3 separate regions of the Homo sapiens genome follow, and all the other regions are linked to region 2. The links are chromatin contacts, found by Hi-C or POLR2A ChIA-PET in ENCODE. All regions are on one chromosome and are shown on one strand. The core of a region is the stretch at or near the end of the contact, and the rest is flanking DNA. Distances in the headings are between cores, read along the strand shown. Region 1 holds the start of LINC01150 (long intergenic non-protein coding RNA 1150). Region 2 holds the start of CTSD (cathepsin D). Region 3 holds the start of DUSP8 (dual specificity phosphatase 8).

Region 1 (4,126 bases), core at 236-2,735, 130 kb before region 2:
AAAAAAGTATCCCTCGTAATTGGCTCTGGAACAGATTCTACTCCAAAGGCTATGGTTACACAACAGTCTTTAAATTCTCTTGCTAAAGGTGTGTGGGATGATAGACTTGCTCTGGATCCCTTACTAGCTAAACAGAGGAGCGTCTGTGCCGTTGCCGATGCTTCTTGTGGCACATGGAGGAATGTATCAGGTATTAGAAAGGTTCGGTTGTAGGGGATTAACAAACAGGCTGCTTGTTTGAAATGAGTAGACTCTTTATCCAGCTAACTCTCTGATCTATTTGATTTTCGTTGGTTTGCTTCATGGGACCCCACCTAAGGAGCATGCTTCACATTCTTGGTATTAAATATGATCTTCCTGATGGTCATAATACTCGTCTCCCTGGCGCTCTGCATTCTCTCCGGAGTTTTAAATGTTTGCATGCAGCCATCTGTAGGATGCTAAATGGTGTCTCTTTGACTGGAGCAACAAGAACTCAAAGAAACACAAGGCCATGAGGATGTCGTAACCTAGGTACGAATGACATTCTGTGACCGGAAGCTGGAAGTGGCGGTGACTGAGGGTGGTGCCAAGGCCCTAAGGCTTGGCTACACTTTCCACTAAATGAGAACCTGACCAAAGGCAGGGAATTTTTAAACAAAATTATAAGAGGCCATTGTTTTGGACTGAGCTCCCGCAAGAGGCCCCAACGGACCAGACCAAACCCAGATGGAGTCACGCAAGCTAAACGCAACACCATCAAACCGAAGCTTTACGGAAGCAGATAGGTCCTAAGGCAGACCAGGGTTTGTTTTTCTGAGCACATGAAATTCCAGCACAAGGAGGTTCCTCTCTATCCCTTACAAAAATATATAACCCGAGGTCCTCGTTCCCACTTACGAAACCCATTGTTCTGCTATTTCCCAGTGGGGCTTGGGACCAAACAAGTACATTTACAATGGCGACAGGGACACCAATGTCTAAAGGGGGAAATCGTTAAATTAAGCTTGGCGTAAAGCTGCCTCCTGACATAGTTTATGTTCCGCCTTCTCCATCCACTGTGAACTGAAACCTCACTGGAGACGTAAACAGACTGAAGCCTTCCCTTGTGCCACTCACCAGGTTTCCGCTCATCAAGGGTGCCGGCCATTCCAACCGTGTTCAGATAAGGCAAGCATGGAGCTGCAGCCCCTCTGGCGGTTTCTGTGCTTTGCTTCCGTTTTCTGTGCCTCCTTTCCCTTTTCTGTCCACCAATCTTCAGCCACACGGCAGCACCAGAGCCTCTCTGAACCTATTTTGGTTTGGGGGCTGCCCCATTAGCGAGTGGTTCTTTGCTTAATTAAACTCTGTTAAATTTAATTTGTCTAAGGTTTTTCTTTTAACAGTACAGAAAAAGCATTTGAAAAATCCAACGTCGGTTCCTGATTTGTTTAAAAAACATCACTCAGTAAATTAGGAATAGAGGGAACTTCCCTAACCTAATACAGGATATCTATGAAAACCCCACAACCGATGGCGGAAGACTGAACAGTTTCTCACTAAGAACAGAAAGGAGGCTGGGATGTCCGCCCTCATCACCTCCGTCCAACATTGACCTGGAGGTTCCTGCTCGTGCAATTAGGCCCCCAAAAGAAATAAAAGCCATACAGACGAGAAAGGAAAAAGAAAACAATCTTATCTACAGATAACGTGACCATCTAACCCGATGGAATCAACAACAAAAGAAAAACCTGCAAGAACTACTCAGTGAGATTAACAAGGTTGTGGAATAACAAGACTGATATACAAAGTCCATTGTGTTTCTATAAAATGGTAATCAACTATCAGATATTGACATTAAAAATACCACTTCCTAACTGTATAAAAATAGACAATACTTAGAGGTCAATCTGACAAAAGATGTGAAAGACCTCCAAATTGAAAGAGTAAAAAATCCTTGGAAGAAGTGGAAGAAGACCTGAATAAATAGGGACATCCAAGGTTCGTGGATTAGTAAGTTCAATACTGTTAAGATGTCAACTCTCCCTGCATTTATAGAAATTCACAGGTCCATTCTAAAACACATATGGAAAAGCAGAGGAGGAGAAGAGCTAAAACAATCCGGAAAAAGAACACAATTGAAGAGCTAACATTCTAAGAATTCATATAAGACCAGTGTAAGCAAAACTTGAGTGATACTGGTGTAAAAATATTCAAGTAGATCCAAAAGAAAACGGTCCAGAAATCAGCTTACACACACAGACTGATGACTTTTTTTCAGGCAGGGTCTCACTCTGTTGCCCAGGCTGGAGTGCAGTGGTGCAATCTCTGCTCGCTGCAGCCTCAAATTCCCAGGCTCTAGGGATCCTCCCACCTCAGCCGCCCAAGTAGCTGGGACCGCAGGCACCCACCACCATGCACAGTTCAGACTTTTGACAAAGGTGCAAAGGCGACTCGGTGCACAACTGTAGCTTCTTCAAGAAACCATGCTGCAGCAATTTCATATTCTGGAACAACTGGATCTCCATATGCAAAAAGAAAAAGAAGAATAATTTGCATTCGTACCTCACACTATACACAAACATTAACTCAAAAAGGATCGTGGGTCTAAATGTAAAGCTGGAGCCATAAAAACACAGGAGAAAATCTTTATGGCTCTGGATAAGGCAAAGATTTCTCAGACATGATACCAAAAGCACAATTCCTAAAAGAACAAATTGACAAACTGAAATTCATCAAAAATGTTTAAAATTTGCTCTTCAGATGGTTAACGGTGAGAGGACAAGGCCACCAACCAGGAGAAAAATCTTTGCAAATCTATTTCATCAAGGATTGATTCAGAATATATACAAAGAACTCTCACGGTGGCTCACGCCTGTAATCCCAGCACTTTGGGAGGCTAAGGCAGGCGGATCACTTGAGGTCAGGAATTCGAGACCAGCCTGAACAACATGGTGAAACCCCACCTCTACTAAAAATACAAAAATTAGCCCGGCGTGGTGGCAAATGCCTGTAGTTCCAGCTACCTGGGAGGCTGAGGCAGGAGAATCGCTTGAACCCAGGAGACGGAGGTTGCAGTGGGCCAAGATGGCGCCACTGCACTCCAGCCTGGGCAACAAGAGCAAAACTCCATCTCAAAAAAAAAAAGAAAGAAAGAACTCTCAAACTCAACAATAGGAAAACAAATAACCCAATTTTACAGCAACGGGCAAAAGATCTGAACAGATGCTTCCCCCAGCAAGATGTATCAGTGGTGAAGTAGCACGTGCAAAGCTGCACGGCACCCCTGGTGCCGGGAGACACGCAAGCCAAAATCACAGACCGCACCCTCCACGTCTAGGAAGGGCCAAAGTCAGCGAGATGAACCATTCCAACTGCAACAAGAAATGAGAGCTAGGCCGTTTCTGAACAAGTTTCACACACACCTCCCACGGCATCTAGTCGTTTTATTTCTAGGCCTCTCCCCAAGAGTAAAGGAAATGTATGTCCTTCTGAAAACCTGTGTGTGAATGTAAATGGCCACATTACTTTCCATCATTCAAAACTGGAAACCACCCTGATGTCCACCAAGAGACGAACAGATGAGCGGGTTGGGGTGTACCCATGCTGTGGCAATAAAAATGAGTGTTTACAACAGACACAGCAGCAAGCATGGATCTCAGAATAGTTATGCTACGTGACAGAAGTCAGACAAGGAGTGCGTGCGTGCTGCAGGATGCCATTTATGTAACACTGTAAAAAAGCACAAACCCTTGGGTGCAGGGCTCATGCCTGTAATCCCAGCACTCTGGGAGGTGGAGGCAGGGGGGGTCGCTTGAGCCCAAGAGTTTGAAGCCAGCCTGGGCAACATAGCAAGACCTCGTCTCTACAAAAAAAATCAAAAACTTAGCCAGGTGTGGTGGTGGGCACCTGCGGTCCCAGCTACTTGGGAGGCTGAAGCAGGAGGATCCGTTGAGCCCAGGAGGTTGAGGCTGCAAGGAGCTCTCATTGTGCCACTGCACTCCCAGCCTGGGAAACAGAGTGAGGCTCTGACACACACACACACACACACACACACACACTCCCACACTCCCAGCCTGGGAAACAGAGTGAGGCTCTGACACACACACACACACATTCCAGCCTGGGAAACAGAGAACTTGTCACACACACACATACACACAAACAC
Region 2 (4,277 bases), core at 1,778-4,277:
CAGCCCACTGGAAAGCACGTGATAACCCCAGGTGCCAGGTCCAGGCTGGCCGTGGGCCCCCAACAGCTGGGCGGATTCTGAGGGCAAGGTGTGGACCCCCAGCAGCTGGGCAGATTCTGAGGGCAAGGGTGTCTGTCTGCTCGGGCTTCTGTGTTCAGGCTTAGAACCCCCTCAGATGAAGGGCTCTAAATGGGCGGGAAGGTGGGGCTGAGGGGGCAGCCACTCATTTGTGGCCATCAGGCAGATCCAGCTTCGGGGAGGTTCCGCAAGGGCCAAGGTCCTGATATATTTGGTTACAGAAAAGGTGGGAATTCCAATCCCGCCCGCCGAGAACCACAGAACCTCACTGCCTCTGTAAAGCGGGGTTGGGCCCATCTACCTCGCAGGGAGCTGGGAGGAGAAAACGCACCCTGGGTGAGAGCATGGGGAAGCATCCTTCATTTGGGTCCAAGCTCAGATGCCACCTTCTTGGAGGGACCTTCCTGCGGAGGTCGCTGTTGAGCACATCCCCTGGCTCCATTTCCTGTGTGACTTGGACCTGCCTTAAATGATTTGTCCCAATATCCCTTTCCTACTTACAGCGACCGCACCTCCCGCCTGGCTGTGTGCTCCAGAGCATCTGGGGAATGACCGGGCCCTCCCCTCCAACAGGCCTAATTCAGTCCCCCATGCCAGGCAGGACCAGGGCACACGAGAATGGTGAAGTCCTGGGGCAACTGTCACCATGGCCTCTGCAGGCTCAGTGTCGGGAGACCCAGTTTCTGACCTGGATACACTGCTCACCTTTGAGGTCGGGGCCTAGAGGGACGGTGCCACGTTGGAGACAGGCCTCCAGGGACAGTGCCACGTTGAAGACGGGGTTCCAGGGACGGTGCCACGTTAGAGATGGGGTTCCAGGGACAGTGCCACGTTGAAGACGGGGTTCCAGGGACGGTGCCACGTTGGAGATGGGGTTCCAGGGATGGTGCCACATTGGAGATGGGCAAGTCTGGGCTAAGGGAGGAGGGCCCAGGGTGGCCAGGGCAGGGCCCAGTGAGGTGCTGCTCTGAGGAGGTGGAGAGTGGGCGCTTGGGCAGGGGACACTTGGAGAGTAAGGATGAGGTCCATCTGGGTACCCTGGGTATAGGGAGTGTTGTTGAAAAAAAGCCAAACACTATAAAATATTTGAAGATATTTATTCTGAGCAAATGTGAGGACTATGACCTGTGAAACCACCTCAGCAGGTCCTGAGAATATGTGAGCAAGGTGGCTGGGTAACAGCTTGGCTTTATACTTTTTTTTAAAATTTTCAGGTCTTTTCTGTAGAGACAGGGTCTCACCATGTTGCCCAGGCTGATCTCAAGCTCTTCAGCTCAAGCAATGCTCCCACCTTGGCCTCCGAGTATGCTGGGATTATAGGCAACAGTCACCATGCCCGGCCTGGTTTTACGGATTTTACAGAGACAGATGTTACAGGCCAAAACCATAAATCAACATATGTAAGATATACATTGGTTCAGCCTAGAAACAGGGTTGGCAGGGGCAGCTTCCAGGTCATAGGGGATTCAAAGATTTCCTGATTGGCAAGTGGTTGAAAGAGTTATGTTTTGCCTAAAGAGTTAAAGTGGGATTACTCACGCCTGTAATCCCAGCACTTTGGAAGGCTGAGGCAGGCAGATCACCTGAGGTCAGGAGTTCGAGACCAGCCTGGCCAACATGGTGAAACACCATCTCTACTAAAAATACAAAACATATATACACATATACATGTATATATATATACACATATACATGTATATATATACACATATACATGTATATATATACACATATACATGTATATATATACACATATACATGTATATATATACACATATACATGTATATATATACACATATATACACATATACATGTATATATACACATATATACACATATACATATATGTATATACATATATAGTGTATATATATACGTATATATATGTGTATATATACACTATATATGTGTGTGTGTGTATATATATATATACATACGTGTGTGTATATATACATATTAGCCAGGCGTGGTAGCACGCGCCTGTAATCCCAGCTACTTAGGAGGCTGAGGCAGGAGAATCGCTTGAACCCAGGAGGTAGAGGTTGCAGTGAGCCGAGATCATGCCACTGCACTCCAGCCTGGGCCACAGAGCGAGATTCTGTCTCAAAAAAAAAAAAAAAAAAAAAAGAGTTGACGTGAGTGGACAAAAGGTGCCCGACCTCCTAAGGGAAGGAGCTTCTCTAGAAAACGCGAATTTCGCCCCCTCAAGAGACAGCTGTGCAGTGCCATATCAAAACATGTGAAAGGAATGTATTTTAGGGTGGAATACTTTGCCTGCCTTCGGGCCTGCTGTCTGCCACGTGAGGCTGTGCCAGTGTGAGGCTGGAATTTGGGATCTGGAGGCTAGAGCCATCGGTGAGGCCTGAGTCTCTAAGCACAGCGCCCAGAGGGAGAGGGCGGAGCGGGTCCGACCCCCTTTGCGGCAGGGCCTGAGCTGGTTTTCCAGGTTTCTCTGGAAGCCCTGTAGAGGAGCGGAGGGTCCATTCGGTGGGCTGGGGACTTTGAATTTAACCTTGGTTTGCAAGAGGCTTCCAGAGAGGATGTCTGGGAGCGTCTCGGAGGGGGACGAGGGGGCGCCGGGAGGAGCAGGTGCAGGAGCCCACGGCGCAGCGCCCCGCGCAGGCCTGGACGCGGGGACGGCCGCGGCGGCCGGGACAGGGGTCACCCCGCGGGGCCCTCCAGGGTGGGCCGCCCCACGACCCCAGGCCAGGCCGAAACGGGAATCCTCCAGACCCCAGAAGCTGGGCCGGGCTGACCCCGCGGGCGCGAGCGGCGGGAACTGTAGGCGCGGCAGGCGCACCACCACCCCGCCCCCCGCCCGGGCGCTGTGCGCGTGCGCCGAGGTTGCCCCGCCCAGGCCAGGCCCCGCTCCGCCCCGCCCCGCGCACGCCGGCCGCGCCCACGTGACCGGTCCGGGTGCAAACACGCGGGTCAGCTGATCCGGCCCAACTGCGGCGTCATCCCGGCTATAAGCGCACGGCCTCGGCGACCCTCTCCGACCCGGCCGCCGCCGCCATGCAGCCCTCCAGCCTTCTGCCGCTCGCCCTCTGCCTGCTGGCTGCACCCGCCTCCGCGCTCGTCAGGTGAAGCCTCAGGGGCCGGGGCTCAGGGACGGGCAGGGGTCGCGGCGCCGAGGTCCCGGGGCCTGTGGTGACTTTCGCGCTCCCCTGTGGCCCCCACGAGCCCCTTGCGCCCCCCGCGCTGGAATGCACCTGTGCCGCCCTGCGCGGCCTCCTGCACGGACCACCCGCCTACGGGGCGCCGGGCTCCGGAGGTGCAGGGGACCCGGGGCAGAGGCGCCAGATGCCTCTCCCCCATATGCCACCCTGGGTTGTACCTTGAGGACTGCAGACTGACCGCAGCCTCCCTGGAGACGGGGCGGGGCGGGGGGAGGTAGTGCTCATTCGGGGCAGGTGGAATTGGGGTCTGTACTGAGCGCCCTTGTTGCTGGAGACCTAGGTCAGGCCTCAGAGCCCCCGAGTCTGGGCGAGTCCATTTCCTTAGGGACCCCTTTACCACCTGTGAACTGGGGGCTTTAAAAGTTTGCTCCAGCGGCTCTTATCACAGGCCCTGGGCTGGGAGACCCCTCGAGACCCTAGGAGTTCCCATGTCCCTGAGAGAGGAGGAGGCATGGGGAGTGGGTCGGCTCACCCACCCCGGGCCTGGGGTTGTGCTGTAGTGAGGCCCACACGCTCCTCAGGCCGATCCCCTGTGCCAGGTGAGGCCACCGATTGGGCCTGGATGGGATGGGGCCCGGCCATGCCTGACCAGCTGGGCAGAGGAGGGCCATGCTGCAGTCTGCTTTCTTGACCCCCTCCCCAGCCCTTGCAAGGCAGCCCGCATTCCCAGGAGGGGTATGCTGACCCATCCCATTGGGCACCTGCCCCACCCTTGCTCTGGGCCTTTGTGGGAGACCTGGGATCTGCGATGGGTCCACTGCCTTTTGGCAGGTGGGTGAGGTCAGAAGGCTGCAGGGGCTGGAGCTGGCTGGGCCAGCTGGGTAGGACTGAGCCTCACCAAAGGCTGTGGGGAATGGCCCGGGGGCGGGTAGCCCCAATTAAAGTCGTTGTGGGGGAGTAGCCACAAGCCTGAGCCTGCCTTGACCTTGCCAGCCTATCCACAGGCCTCCCCTCTCCAAGGAGGACAGACACAGCAGAGGGGAAACGATCCTGGGGCTTCTTGGAGGGAAGGGTAGCTG
Region 3 (3,896 bases), core at 525-3,024, 190 kb after region 2:
TATCTAACGGCTAACAGCTCCCATGCCTGCGGGTCCCAGGTCCTTTCAGGCCTGTGACTGCCTCCTCAAGGACCTCCTTCGCCCCCTCCGGGTCTCAGCCTGAATCCTCCTGCCCCCTCCCAGGGCCAAGCCTCCCCCACTTTTCAAACCCAGCAAGGCTGCAGCAGGCAGCCCTACTCACCTGGCCCCGCATCCGGGTCCGGCACCTCCAGTCTCAGGGTCCCCCTCCAGCCAGGGCCTCCCTTCTCGCAGGGCCCTCCCGCTTTGGGGCGCAGCCCCAACCCCAATAACCCCTGGGCTCCCTTCCGGGACAGACCCACTCCCGCCAAGGCGTTTGTTTGTGCTGTGTGCCAGCTCTGCGCCAGGACGCACTCCACCGCCACCCCCACCCCATACGGGCCACTGCCGCTCCCCTCAGGCTGGCCAGGGAAGGGAGCTGCAAGCGCTTATTAATCGCCAACGGTGTACTCAGCTCTGAGGCTGGCAGGAAGACTGAGTATGGAAAGGGGGAGCCCCAAACCCCGCTCAGCATCCCCTGCTGCCCACAGTACTCCCCACCCCCAGCCATCACCATTGGCACCCTGAGCTCCGTGGTCCTGGTGCCCACTGAGGGTTCTGCGGTCGTTGCGCCAGCTTCATTTTCTGTGGCCCTTCATTCAACCAGCGGCCGAAGCCCCCTTCAGAGCCCCAGGGTGACCCTGGGGGGCCCAGGCTGGCTGGGGGCTCGGGGGCAGAAGGCGGATCCCCCCACGCTCCCTCTCCACCCGGCAGCGGGGAGGGGGCCTTTTAGAAATGTCTAGGGTGTCTCGTGACAACCCCCCCCCGCCAAAAAATCATTACTTTCAAAGGCTCCCAGGCTCCTGGGCAGGGGTCTTTGTCCCCTTCCTCCAGGACAGCGAGGCCTCCCCCGCCCTCCCCCTGCAGCGCGAGTCTGACCCCCTTGCTCCCGCCCAACACCTGCCGAAGGTGCAATTACCCGTGCGTTCTTCCTGCCCCGGACTCGCCGCGTCCCCGCCGCACGCGCGGAGGTGTTCCCACAGCGGTCGGCGGGGTGCGGCCCCTCAACAGCCCGCACAGGGGTCGTCGGGGCGGCTTTCCACGGAAGCGGGAGGGCTGGGGGTCGTGGGGGGTCGGCGGCGTCCTGGGGAGCCCGCCCCCGGAGTTCGCGGATGTGTGACCCGAGGCAGCCGGCTCGCCTCTGAGGGTCCCAGGTCCGCCCGAGTGCAGGGGGATCCGGCTCCGTCCTGCGGGGGTCGCGGCGGGGCGAGCACAGCCGCTGCAGGTAAAACGCCGCGCCTGGGTCTGGGGAGGGCTCCCCGGCGGCGGCCCAGCGCCAACAAAGGCCAGGAGAAGGGGGGAGCGGCGCCGGCGCCTGTCCGGGTCGGGGGGAGGACTTCGCGCCCGGAGCCGCTCAGCTGGACCGTCCGGGGTCTGTGCGACGCGGCCGGGGGCCCGGGTGACGGGGGGCCTGGGTGACGCGGGGCCCGGGGCCGGGAGGGCTTCCTGGAGGCGGGGTCCCGGACGCCGCGTGGTCCCTTTAAGAGCCGGTCCCGGGGTGAGGGCGGAAGGCGGCGGCGGCGCGACCCACCCGCACCCTGCACCCCGCCCCCCCCCCGCGGCAGCCGCCTCAGCTTCACCCCGAGCCCGGGCTCCGCTGACGTCACCTGCCCCCGAGCCGCGCGCGCTGATTGGCTGCAGGTGACGTCAGGGGCTTTTTTCGCTCGGCATGACCTCATCCCCGCCGGCGGCCCCGCCCTCCGCCCCGGGCCTGTCACTCGCGGCCGAGCGCGGCGGCCGAGCCGGCTCCCCCCACGACGCCCCGCCGGACGCCGGACGCCCGAGCCCGAGCCCGAGCCCGAGCCCGAGCCGCGCCGGAACCTCCCGGCCGCGCCCGCCGAGCCGCGGGGCTGGGATGCGCGCCGCGAGCGCGCGTGCCCGCCCGCAGTGCGCGCGCCCCGGCCCGAGCGAGCGCTCCCCGCGGCGTTGGCGGCGGCGACGGCGGCGACGGCGACGCGGCCCGCGCGCTCCCCCGGCCCCTGCCCCGGCTGCGCGGGCCCCCGCCGGGCCCATGGACGGCGCGGCCGAGCGGGCGCCCTGAGCGCGGCGCGGGTCCCCGGAGCGCCCCCGAGGCGAGCGCGAGCGAGGTGAGCGGAGGCGCCGGCGGGGCGGGGGCGGGCGCCGGGGATGGGGTTCACCGGCCCGGGCCGGGGGGCGGAGGGCGCCGCGTCGGGGGCGCTGGGGCAGCGGCACCCGGTGGGCGCCCGGGAGGAGGAGGCGGCCCCGGAATGAGCGGCCACGGCCGTCCAGGACGCCAGGGACAGGGAGGCCCCTTCCCCGCCCCCCGCAACGCCCGGCGGACCCGGGCCCAGCCCACGCCCGCCCGCCGCGTTGCCGCCCTTCTCCCCGCAGCTCCTTCTTTGGGTGTGGAATGGGGGGGGGACAAAAATCCAGGACCCACCAGGGCCGCCTGAGATCCAGCGCGGATCTGCGCGAGCCCCCGACGTCCCGAACGTCACCCCCGCGGGGGCCAGAACCGGAGCAGGCGGACCCTGGCCCGGAGTCGGTCCGGGAGGTGTGGAGCCTCGGCCGTGGGAGGGACGCGACGGCCTCTGGCCTGGGACACCCGGGAAGGGGCCTTCCCCTGTCGGGGGGGAGGGCTGCAGATCCATCCCCCCAGTGTCCAGGCCGCACTGCCTCCCCATCCCGGGGTGCCCAGCCGGCCCCTGAGGGATAAAGCCCCCGCGCCCTTCCGCCTGCTGCAGAGGCAGCCGCGGCGCTGGGGGAGGGGCTGGCACAGCCAGGCTGCTGCAGCCACCTCGCTAGGCCCAGCTGCCCAGCCTGGGATGCGGAGCAGACCAGGTGGGGATACCTAATAGTCTGGCCTGGAGGGGAGGGGGCAACAATAGGCCCAGCCCCAACAGGGTCACCCCTTCTGGGAGAATCTGCCTCCGTCTCCCTGCTGCGGGGTGTACCGGCCTCTGCTGAGGGGAATAGGGGCTCTGGTGCTGCAGTGATGGGGGGCGGGGACACTGTGGGATGGAGGAGGGGGTGGCAGGATGTAGCGTGGCTCCGCAGTGCTCTTGCTGTGCAGCTTGGGGTGGGGGTGGGGTGCTGCAGGCCAGGGAAGCTCCTTTTGTGCCCCAGCGGGGGGTCTGAGGGGAGATCCAAACCCCGGCACTCTCCCTTGCCTCCCTTCTGGCACAGCCCACCCAGAGACACTGTTGCACCTAGGGCGGTCCAGGGGTGAATGTAGCACCCCAGGCCCCAGCCCTCCACCAGGAGGACAGTCCCATGCATTCACTGCTAATAAGCACTGGATGCGGATGGCAGATCATGTGACCCCAGCTGGAAGTTCATCCTGAAGTCTCGCTGAAATACCTCCTGCTGCAGCCAGCCGGGGGCTGCACGAGTGTGGCTGGGCAGGTTCTATTCCCCTGGTATCCTCTGTCCTCGGGGAGGCTTCTGGGAATAAAGTCCCATTAACAGAGGTGCAGAAAGACGCTTAGAGTCAGTCTCTGCTCCAGGACCCTTCTCTTCTCAGGCTGGGGCTGAAGTCAGGGCCTAGAGGCTGCCACTGGACAGGTGCCTCGAAGGGGCATCAGCTAGGGCCTGGGGAGACCTAGGTGTCACTTCTTGCAGAAGGCAGGGAAAGGGGCAGACCCACAGTGAGAGAGAGGTGGTTGGACTCTGGCCATGAGAACTGCACCCGCTGAGGCCCCCTCTGCCGGAGTTGCTCAGGGCAGTGAACCTTGGAAGCGCCACACTGGTCCTGATGTTTAGCATGTGGCACAGTGACCAGGAGGAGGGACACAGGTCTGGTGGGAAGGGAGGGAACCTGGATATGTCCGGCTCTGAGACTCGACTGTCACGGCCCCTTGTGCCAAGTCCTCCCATCC

The links. A loop is a pair of places that touch in the nucleus more often than their neighbours do. ChIA-PET counts read pairs that join two places held with the same protein, here RNA polymerase II (POLR2A). Pooled maps may share reads with other maps.
Region 1: a loop to region 2 is called in a pooled map, with 15 times the contacts of the local background. The contact joins the promoter of LINC01150 here to the promoter of CTSD in region 2. A Hi-C loop is called at or near these places in 4 of 50 pooled maps. POLR2A ChIA-PET finds 5 or more read pairs at or near these places in 3 of 52 experiments (CD4-positive, alpha-beta T cell, CD4-positive, alpha-beta memory T cell and MCF 10A).
Region 3: a loop to region 2 is called in a map of CD4-positive, alpha-beta T cell, with 2.2 times the contacts of the local background. The contact joins the promoter of DUSP8 here to the promoter of CTSD in region 2. A Hi-C loop is called at or near these places in 4 of 168 maps with a recorded cell type or tissue (CD4-positive, alpha-beta T cell, ascending aorta, dorsolateral prefrontal cortex and 1 more), 1 of 37 single-sample maps with no recorded cell type and 13 of 50 pooled maps. POLR2A ChIA-PET finds 5 or more read pairs at or near these places in 3 of 52 experiments (HepG2, T-cell and common myeloid progenitor, CD34-positive).

What each region holds. Positions count from the first base shown.
Region 1 is chr11:1,894,118-1,898,243 of GRCh38, reverse strand. It overlaps LINC01150 (long intergenic non-protein coding RNA 1150), which reads right to left and starts at 1,485. Exons shown (of 4, transcript NR_120534.1): 1 at 1,099-1,485. It also overlaps a transcript of PRR33 not described here. RefSeq lists an enhancer at 225-1,424.
Region 2 is chr11:1,762,677-1,766,953 of GRCh38, reverse strand. It overlaps CTSD (cathepsin D), which reads left to right and starts at 3,027. Exons shown (of 9, transcript NM_001909.5): 1 at 3,027-3,162. The coding sequence starts at 3,095. RefSeq lists silencers at 2,648-3,117, 3,368-3,457.
Region 3 is chr11:1,570,149-1,574,044 of GRCh38, reverse strand. It overlaps DUSP8 (dual specificity phosphatase 8), which reads left to right and starts at 1,774. Exons shown (of 7, transcript NM_004420.3): 1 at 1,774-2,144. KRTAP5-AS1 (KRTAP5-1/KRTAP5-2 antisense RNA 1) reads right to left here and starts at 1,304. Exons shown (of 2, transcript NR_021489.2): 1 at 977-1,304. RefSeq lists enhancers at 1,079-1,624, 2,173-2,720.